2 separate regions of the Homo sapiens genome follow, and region 1 is linked to region 2. A link is a loop called in an ENCODE intact Hi-C map of the cell type or tissue named here. Cell type or tissue: chondrocyte. All regions are shown on one strand. Each heading gives the region's core, and the rest is flanking DNA. Links, peaks and the distances in the headings are about the cores only.

Region 1 (5,384 bases), core at 286-5,285, 930 kb before region 2:
ATTCCCTCTTTTAATCTATGGCAATTCAAGCACCAAATTTAAGTCAAACAGACCTGGCCAAAAAGGCAATGCCAGGCTGATAAAGGGAATGACTATAGGGTAATTTAATCAATTCTAGCAGAATATCTAGAATCCAGAATGGTCAGTCTAGTTACACCAGTTGGCTTTACAAATAAATTGGATCAATAATGCAGTGAGCTGATTGTTTGCTTGAGAATTAGCTGAAACCAAAAGCACTTAAATCCATTGAATGTAAATTATTTTATCCAAGTAGCATAGAAATGCCCAAGTGGCCTTACAAGATTGAAAGGGTTGTCTCAGCCAAATAAAACATGCCTTCAGAACAAAGGAATGGCGTGTGTCAGGGAAGACTGTCTAGGATGTATTGATGGGGAAACTGACAGAGCTTCCCAGGAGGGTATTTGTTAGTTATGAGCATTTCTCCTTCTGCCCTAGCATGGAAGGTTCCATCGTGCATCTGCCCCAGATCATAGCTCTAAAGAAGAAATACAAGGCTTACCTCTACATAGATGAAGCTCACAGTATTGGGGCCGTGGGCCCAACCGGCCGGGGTGTCACGGAGTTCTTTGGACTAGACCCTCATGAAGTTGATGTGCTCATGGGCACATTCACCAAAAGTTTTGGAGCTTCAGGAGGTTACATAGCTGGAAGGAAGGTAAGAGAGGGCCTGCTTGTGTCTGTTTAAAACCTGAGCGCCCTGGGGATGCCGTGTGTAGGGCTTCTCTGAATTTCATGAAAGCTTCAATTCAGTTCACCACACCTCAGCTGATCACTCCAGCCTGGCTACAGTGGGTTCACAGCCAGATAAGGCCCAGAATATCGAGGAGCTCTCCCTCGAATAGTGAAGAGGAGCATGTGATGAGTGATCACACTATAATGAAATGGCAACACTGGCCGTGTACATAAGATGCAAAGTACCAGGCAGAGGAATAATTAACTCTGTTAAGTAGTATCTAGGACATGGTTTAGAATGAATATCCATCTGGTAGACAAATAATGGGGGGCCATATTTAACACACAGAGAGAATAATGTATACCAAGCCAGAAGTGATAAGGGATGTTCTGAAAACTATAAGCATTAAAAAACACAAAGAAGATAATAGCAACAGTAGGCAATGTTAGTTATTAGGGAGGCTGACCCTATGCTACAAGTTGTGGGTTTTAAGAGTTTTAATCAAAACGGTGGCAGGAATGTACTTTTAAGAAATATTCTCTGCAAAAAAAATTCTTTCCATAATGTTGCATACACCATAGGTCAAATCCTGCCATTCTCCAATATCTTATCAATATGCCTTAAAAATTCTGATCTGCTGGGATTAGACTGTTAAGTGAGTGTTGGCCCTGTCATTCTAGTGCCAATATCACCAAGAGGTTTGTGGAAAAAAAAAACAAAAAAAAACAATAAATATTTGAGAGAAATTTAAAAGGAGGGAAAGGAAAGGGACAAAGAAAATCCAATATTCAAACCTGGGTTTGAGAGATAAAGGAGCCAGTTATCTGAACAATGAGAGGATAGCCTTGTCCAAATTCTGACACCTATCTCAGACAAACCTACACCTGTCCCAAAGAGCAGATGTGACAGTGATGTTGGCTCAGCCTAGGATGCCACACCAGGCCCAAAACCAGTGCATGCAAGTGGTATCAACAAAAATCCCCACTTTCTTACCTATTGTGATGAACAGGAACAAGAGTTCAGACTTCTGGTAAACCAGTTAGACAAACCAAGAAGTGCAGCAGAAAACAGTCCTCTCATTGAAAGCTCATGATTTAAAACAACAGATTTAATTCTGGCCACTGGCCCTGCCATGAAATGCACAGATGCTTAAAATGTTCAGAGTTTTAAGTGGCCTTTACCCTTCAATAAGCACTGCTTTCTTTCGGGCTCAAAGCATTGTTTTTCATCCCCTCTTCACTGGCCTGTGGGAATCAGCTGGGTAATGCTAAAACCATTGGGAAAGCCCAGGATCTTACAAAATTCAGCTAAATCTGGTGAAAGGTTAAATGTTCCCTTCCTAGACTGTCGAAGCAGTAGGAGCAGAGGGTCTCAAATTTAGGAGCTCCCTGATCCTGGCTACATTGCTCTGTGAGCTTGTGGTTTTGTGATTACTTTAGCAGCAGTTCTGAACTACAAAATTTTTAACGAAGCATAACTCTACTTCCTGAACCAAAGGCACCTGAATAAACCGAAGCAAGCCAATTCTTGAAATGTTGTCAAATTTGGTGGATGTCACATTTTTCCCCCTAGAGTAGCTTCATTTGATACCCACTTTAAACAAAGGCTCGCGACTAGCAGAAGTAAACACCAGTTCACCATGATTCTCTCTCATGCTCTCCATTCTGATGTCAGCTAGAGTATTTTTAAGATGTAGGCGTTCTTGTCCACACAATTTCTATTCATTTGGCATAGATACTGAGCAATTGTGAAAATTACCATTATTTACATTAATCGGGATGCAGAAAAAGTATGTACATCTGTTCATTTTCTTATCTCTTAAAATGCTCATTTTATGCATATTTGGATACAGAGGGTCGCATTGTTCATTCCCTCTCCTCTCCCTCCTTTTTCCTCCCCACCTTTCTCTGTCTTCTCTTCCCTTCATGTTACACTGCAGTGTCTAAATTTACCACTAGATGGCAGCAAGAATTAGAGCGTGTCTGGCAGAGATTCGTTAGCCTACGCTGAGATCTGCCCTAAAACAGCAAGATGCAAAACCTTGAAAACATAGGGGCTGTTTCCAAGACCTGGGCGGTGAGCAGGAGGGCATTTGAGAAAATGCCTGTATCCCTGATGACTTAAAAATCAGTCAGATACACACCTGTGTGGAATGATTTTGGTCAGACTGTGATAAACCTGGGTAAACTGGCTTCCTTTCGGCTTAATGAGCCCATGATTTGATGGAACTTATGTATCCGTTCCTTTGTACCTTTAATTCTTTTTAATTATGTTAAGTTTCATTATGTATAATTTCAAGTCAAACATATATTTTATTCCTATGAACTTCAGATAATTTTGTGAAGAATTTTTACTTTGAGTCTGTTTAAATTAGGATTCGGCAAATACTAAAGATTTTTGTTTGAAAAAACTACTTCTACTAGTATGTTTAAATAATTAAGAGTAGAGTTTTCAAACTCTGATAACTGTACTGTAAGACAGATAGATAGGTAGATAGATAGTTGATAGACAGATGAATAATCTCCCAGATACTTCCCGTATATCTCAAATTCGGGGATTATTGCAAAATAGCTAGGATTCCAAACCAATGTATACAAAAGCAACAAAATTGAACATAAAAAAAGTTAAAGTACACACATTCAGACTTGCTGTTTTTCTGAAACTGTGTATAATTTCAATTTCACTGTTCTCATAGGGTTCTCAGTAAACCCTGAAATTTGAAAATAATCAGTTAGCTCCAAAAATCTAGAAAAAAGAGATAAAAACATCTGGCTCTTAACTCTCTTTTTAAGTGATGTTAATATTGGTATAGAGGGGCTGCATTCCCAGTAACAGTGTCTAGGAGGTTCTGGAAATCTTTATGGAATGGGTCAAGGTCAGAGTTTTATATATTAGCAACCAGATGAGACATGTAATGAAACACATTTGAAAACAAGGAGAAAAAAATGGTTTAGTATGACGATACTACTAGAGGAAACAGAGGTTTTGTTTTTATCTCAGAGCCTTTTCCTCACAAAGTGTCCTACAAATTCCCCTCTGCTAATTGGAAGTTGCTGCCAGGCTGTGATCCCCACTTTCCACCTCAAGGAAACTGCTAACAGTCTGTCCAGAGCCAGCAGAGTTTTGCTGTTTTGCTCACTTTGGGTTTGGAGCCGCTATAGATGCACAGTGAACAGCCTAACATGGAGGAGTCTGTCCTTTCAAGACCTTCCTGATGAAATTCCAGATCACTACTTCTCTCCACCTGTCAGAGCTCCGTGCCATGAATGGCTTCTTTGAAGGAAAGCCTAAGCTGATGGGACTAGGTTTCTTATTTTTATTCTTTCACATTTGTATTGATCCTGTTGCTGGGAAATGTGGTCAATGCCGAAGACCCCAAACTTTTCCCCAGGCAAGGATCTTGAGTCCACCTGCATGCCTGGTGCCGAACACTGGCTCCCACAGCCTCCACAGGCTGACCAGAGACTTGCAAATGAATGAAGCGATGGTAGCCCTTGTAACTGATAGGTTGCAGGGCTGGAATTCTGGAGAAGGGAACTGGGACAGGGCAGACAAATTTGGGGTGAGCATTAGCCCCAGAAGCCTGCATGCCAGCCAAAGCCAGGTCACTCTAAAAAGTGAGCTCTGCCCTGCACACTAGGCCCTGGCTGTATTTAACATCCCTTTGAAGTAAGCAGGGGTCAGGGAGTGAGCTCTAAGATGTTTATTCTAAGAGTCTCCTGTCTGATTTCCTCCCAAAAGGCCACCCTTGCCCTTGAACTTCAGGCCTGTGTGTAGAGAAAACAATCAGGGTTTTGAACTTCCAAATGGACGTGGAAACCTCGATACGAGGAGACCTCTAACCCACCCTGAAGAAGACACGACCCAGACTCGCCTTGCAAAAGACCAAAGCCACCTCTTAACTCATGGCTCATAGCACCCAATGGGGGAACGAGAGGGGGAATTAGTAGCCAGGAATCAAGGCTCTCCCTGACACTCTCCAGAAGTTACTCAAAGAGCTCCATTTTTTGAAACACACAAGCAAATAAACTTCCATCCAGAAACTCAGACCCTGAGAGAAAGCAAACTCAGTCCAAAAAAAATAAAATTTTGGGCAAGATAGTCTTAACATTAAAAAGAACCAGTGCTGCACCGATGAGGTATTTATTCAAACTAAGAAGGCTCATGACCTTGACTTTAAAAAATGTCTCAATCTGTGAATTAGGGTTGGGGACATTGGGAAGAGCCCTTTTCAAGATCAAAGGAAGTTTTGTTTTACTTCCTTGTCTGATCTTTGTCAGTGATGGTCCCCAAGCTAAGAGACAATTGCTACACTTGTCCCTGAGAATGCAGTTGAGTAATACCCTATATGCTTTGAGGCCCCTGGCCACCTTTCCTCCATCTCTAAAACCCGTCTGTTTTCCATTAGACGGTCAATATTTAGCAGGCCACCACTAGGTATCCACCACTATGGATTTTAAAAGAAGTGTAAAGCTCCATCCCTGCTCTCAAGGAAGTTTCAGTCCCTTTTGGAGAAACAAGAGAGATAGACATGAAACATTTGGAGACCAATGTGACTCAATCTGTGATTTAGTACCATATAGATGAGTAGATCAGGAACTCCCCACCTGCTCCAAAAAGAGGAACAGTCTCTGGGTTAGGGAAAGTACCGCAGGGTAAGGAGAGTGGAATTGGGGTCTGTGTTCTCCTG
Region 2 (5,384 bases), core at 233-5,232:
TTACAGGTATTCTTCTTACATATTTTACTTGATTGCTATGTTTTTATGGGACAAAATAGTTCTCTTTCTTGGAAGAGTGGGTTGGGAGGGGGAGAGAAGAGGAAGATGGGTGTGTTGGGGTAGAGCAGTGGCCTTCTTTTCCAAGGGTGGTAGAGAAATTAGGAAAGAATATTAGTGTCTTTCTGTCTTTTTTCTTTTTCTGTTCCCGTACAACTTTTCTGTCATCTTCATAACTAAGTTGTATCAGAGTTTTCGAATTGCAGACTCATTTACATGATAATATGATTCATCAGGAACATTTAGGTACACAGCATGCTGACATAATAGTATTAGCTATCAATAACTCTTAGAAACCAATGGGAAATGTTTAGATCTGTGAATTGTACTAAATTTTAAATATTTTGAATATTTTTAATACAAATCTTATTTGTAACTAACTTGTTGATGATCTCTTCTTTGGTTATGTTAATTGGCTATTTAACCATTTCACACTCTGATTTATTTCTCAGGCATGAAGATGTTAACAATGCTGTGCGTTTTAATTAAGTAGTTAATTAACTGGAGCTCCCTAAGTCTTAAGTTCCTGATTTTTCTCTAGAATACCAGAAACTTAAGTGCCAAGAGCTCAGAGAATGGCTTCCAGGACAGCTCTAGCCTCACTGCAGCTTAAAAAATTGCAAACAGATTTTTTTTTTTGCAAACCATATGTCAGGGAATTTCTCAGAGGTTTTCTAAGAAATTCTTTTATTTGAAGTTTTAGAAACACTATCTTCAGTTGTATTGCTGATAATTCATAATTCTGTTGTCCTTTTTAAATGATAATATAAAAAGTATGCATTAGTATGTGGGGAAGTTGTTTTTGAAAACTTACAGCAGTTGGAACTTACTCCTGTAACAACTCTGTTAAGTGGAAGTAAACAAAGATAAGTGAGCATAAAATTGGTCAAGGTAAAGTAAGTGAAATGAAACCATATAATAGTAGAGTTTTTTTTTTTCTTTTCTGTTTCAGTGAAAATAAGTAATGTTGCTCTTAAGAGAGAATTTTGTATTATTTTCTCCTCTTCTTTTTTTTTTTTTTTTCTAGCTTGGGCTCTAGGAAAAGAGCCTTTTATCCCACCTTGTCTTCCAGTCCATTTTGAATCAAGAAAGACTCATTGAAGACTCCTTTGAGAAAAGTCTGTTTTGAAGAAGGAAAAAGAAATACTGTTTGAGAGAAGGCAAACAGACAAAAAGGGTGATAGAAATATGTATTTTTGTTGTATATGTAACTCTAAGAGACCTTCCTAGAGTGAATGAAGGTAGAAAACTGAAAAGGGAGTAAATTAAGGAATGATTGAATTTTGTGGGTCTTGATGGAAAAACGCTGGTCTTCTTTTAATGTGGAAAAACAGCTAGTGCTTCAGTCCTAGGAATTATGTCTCTGCTGTGGGCAGTTGTCATAAACTCTTCTCACAATCCGAGCTGCTCTTTGTCCTCTGTGAATGAAGGTACTTTTGCTTCCATTTCATCCAAGGATGAATGAAAATGTATAGCATCTGCCCAAACCTAAAAAGTACAGTGTGTTTATCACGAGAGCTTTGTAAGGTACTTCACTTCCACTTTAAAATTCTTTAGTGCTCAAAACCAACTATTGTGGGTTTTTGTCAATAAATACTAATTTTTCAAGATGAAGTATGGTGATTTCTATTCATATTGTGGTCAATTTTCTCAATTTTGTTTCCCATAGATAGCGTGATGGAACTTAAATTTTATTTTTTACACTTAAATAACTGTGCTTTTTGTGATGCGTAATCATGATTTTCTCTTTTCCTTGAGATTTTAACAGACCTTATATTAGTGCATATGTCAAAATAAAAATTTTTAAATAGTAAATATGTTGTAATATTAAGGATATTGATTTTTTTCTATTAAATGTTGAGCTTGGTGTTGGTATAAACCCTGATCCTAAACGGTAAATTAATACTTGGAAATTAAGAGTGTAACTATGTTATATAGAAACCATCTTGCGAATTGGTTTGTGTGGGTGGTTTTTAAATTTAGTTTTTAATTTTTTTAGTATGTAATCGTACTCTTTCAGGATTATCTAAAGCACTTATTGTAATTGGTTGTTTACTTTTCTGCCTCCCCCACCACATTGAGTGGGGAAATAAAACCAAATGAGTATTTGGAATCTAGTATGATCCACCCAATAGTGAAAGCTACCAGGATGGGAATGATTCCTGGAGAATACTGGGGAAACTTGTAGAGTGTATGACAATTTAGCAAGATGTATAAGGATGAGGAGGAATTCCAAAAGCAGGTGGATGGGGGAGCTCCAAGAGGGGAGTTTCCAGCTGAGTGCAAGTTGTAGACCATTTACTGTAGCAACATCTTAGAGTAGAAGGCTGGATGGTAGAAGAGGAGCTGCAGAGATAAGCAGAGGTAGCTAGCACACAGTTATGAGAAGTTGGCTGGAGAATGAGATTTGGCAAGTGCTCCATGTAATGAAGATTTGTTTAAAGAAAAGATGTGATAGAAAAGGGCTGAGTTTTAAACTCCCCAAGTTTAAGAAGGTTTGAAGTTTTTAAACTTTAAAAGTGGCCAGGGAGGGAGCCAATAGAGTAAAAGTATAATGGTGAGGGTTATGCTGGATGCAAGAAATTAGTGTTTCACTAAAGAAGAATGTTCAGTTGTGTCAGATGTCACAGAGAGGTGTAGAAACATAAAAAGTGCAAGGAATCCTTCAGATTTGGTAAAGAATTGCCACTGGTAAATTTGTCCAGAACAATTTCAATGGGGCCAGAAAACTCTGGATTGTGAAGTACTCAGAGATGAGAACATGCAGGCAGTGATTTTATTTTAGAAGAATTATTTATCTGTCTTTGCCTTTCATTTAAAGGCACTTTCTCAAAGTTCAGGTTCCTGACTCTATGATATAATTATTTATAGACTGCCTTTCTGAAAATAGTTCTATATGGGTTAATTTTGTTAATATTAGTATGTTGACAAAAGAAAACATAAAGGTCGATATGATTATTTTCAAACTGAGAAGCTGCTGTACCAAAGCTAGTTTATAAAATTAGATTTTGTATTTATGGACTTACTCATCTACTATGTTACAGTAGTCTTTGTTTTGTGAAACTCCAAGGAAATATTTTCTACACATTTCAGGTTAAGAAAGAAAAACATGCGTTTATTTTGTCTTAAACATGAAATAATGTTTTAAGCATTCTAAAAAGTACTTACAAATGGATTAAACACATTGGCGTTCTTTATAGTTTTACTCTGGTTCTTTTTTTTGTGACTTGTTATTCATAGTCTTTGCAATGCCGCCCTCTAGTGATCGATTTCCAAAAATGCATTAATTAACTTGTAAGCCTGTTACAGTCTTTCTCTTTTGACTCTACTGATCCTTTGCCACAGCCTTTGTTTGGTGTTCTCTTTTATTGCTCTTCCATTAGTTATTCTTATTCTCCTTTAATGGCATTAGGGAAAGATCAGAAGTTTCAGGAGCAAAAAAAAAAAAAAAAAATACATATATATACACATTTGACTATGAATCCTTAAAACTTGTCCATTTACCAGTCTGGGCATAGGGCAAGTTACCTGTCCAGAGTTCTTACTGGGAATGAATGAGAATGTCTTTTTGTGGCACCTGACACAGACAGCAAAGAGCAGGCATTCAACATATACCAGCTGTCTCTTCCACCCTCTTCTCCCCAACATTGCTGAGAGTAGGGATCAGTACTGTTTTTTTTTTTTTTAAACCTGTCCCTTCTCCTCTTATATAACATCTCAATTTGTTGTAATTACCTGTTTACTTGTTTGTGTTCTATAACTTCTAGAGGTCAGGTATCATGTTTGGCTTGTACATATTTGTATCTGGTATTTAGCAGAGGCCAGTACACACAGGGTCCTCATTGGATATATATTTGTTGAATGAGTAAATGAATTAATGGATGCCAGTTTTTAATAAGAACCCCAGACTGTGTTACCGACATTTCTGTTGATTGATTGATTATGCAGATTGTAAATGGGTAATATATGATATAATTAGATTTTACCCATGACCTTTCATAGAGGTATTTATTTCATGACTTTTTCAGTTTATTCTATAGTTATTGGTCTTCTCAGGTTTTGGATAATATGATAATTTGTGTTTTCCTTAAGAATTGTCTGTTTTGTTCAGTTTAAAAAAATTATTAGCAAACACTTATGTATAGAATTTTCTTATGATATTTGACTTCCATATGTGACAAAACCCCCTTTATCATTACATTTATGTTATGTCTTGTGTTGTCTGTTTTTAGATTGTAATTAGATTGGAGGTATATATGTATTTTATTGTTTTTTTAAAGCAATGGCCCTTTGAATTTTATTCTTCTGCTTGCTAACTGAAAAAATAATTTTACCTGTTTTTTTTGTCTTCCAGGTTTTTCTAACAACTTAGTACTTCCATTTTTCTTTTTGTGCAAAAGCTTTTATTACTCTAAATTTGCTTCTAAATTACAGATTTGAGTAAATGCCATATAATAGAAGATGCTGTTTTTGTTATTTTCTAGATTTTCAATAAAATGTAGCTGCAATTTCCTCATTGATCTAAAAGTTACTTAAGAGGGTATTTAAAAATGATGAAATGTATGTGTTTACAATTGTTATTTTCCATTTTTAGTATAATATAATCAGAGAATAAGGAATGTACAGTTTCTGGTTTTTGAGAATTAAAATCTTTTTTGGTGATACATATAAGATCAGTATTTAAAATGTGCCCCAAGCACTGACAAAGAAGGTGAGTCCTCTGAAGGGTATACAGTTTTATATATTTATTCAGATCTCTTTTTTTTTTTATGTGCTTCAGCTATCATGTATTTATGATAATTTTATTAAAGTTTTGTATTACTGTTGTGTGTTTGTCATTTTTCTCATTGTTTTTTAACGTTTTATTGCTACATTATTTGATTCTTAGAAGTTTGTGATTGATATCTTCATAATATATTTTATTCTTCATCAATTAAAAATATTCAATCTTTTCATTAAACATTGCTTATCATGTGGATATCCAAATGGGAAAAACAATGAAACTTGATCCCTGCTTCCCACCATGCACATTTGATTGAAGATCTAAATGTGAAAAGTAAAATAAGCCCCTAGAGGACAGTATAAGAGAATATCTTACATCTTTCTATCAGACTGAAAGTATCAGTACTTTATAATCTTGAAGTAGGAAAATGTTTCTTAAACAGGACACACAACTCACAGGTATAAAAGGGAAGATTGATAACCTGGACTGTTGACAGTTCAAGAATTTCTGTCATCAAAAGTTACTGATAAGAGAAAAACAAAACAGTAACAGCAGATACTTGTAATATATATATCTGACAGATGGCTTATATCCATACTATGTA

Evidence for each region. Hi-C counts contacts between places; a loop is a spot of excess contacts. Peaks named below come from ENCODE experiments on the same cell type or tissue, not always from the same donor. Only the 100,000 strongest peaks of a DNase experiment are listed, where the experiment ranks them.
Region 1: a loop joins it to region 2, with 3 times the contacts of the local background. A loop is called at or near these places in 20 of 110 quality-filtered maps.

Annotation. Positions count from the first base shown.
Region 1 is chr20:13,117,050-13,122,433 of GRCh38, forward strand. It overlaps SPTLC3 (serine palmitoyltransferase long chain base subunit 3), which reads left to right. Exons shown (of 12, transcript NM_018327.4): 8 at 457-676. It also overlaps a transcript of TASP1 not described here. Among named protein-coding and RNA genes, the nearest start is that of ISM1, 100 kb to the right of the region's middle. RefSeq lists an enhancer at 5,195-5,244. In chondrocyte, for the core only: CTCF peaks have their summits at 2,656 (motif pointing right) and 2,890; no DNase peak of the experiment used is centred there.
Region 2 is chr20:14,052,015-14,057,398 of GRCh38, forward strand. The region is part of intron 2 of MACROD2 (mono-ADP ribosylhydrolase 2); the gene reads left to right. Among named protein-coding and RNA genes, the nearest start is that of MACROD2, 59 kb to the left of the region's middle. In chondrocyte, for the core only: CTCF peaks have their summits at 3,317 (motif pointing left) and 3,529; no DNase peak of the experiment used is centred there.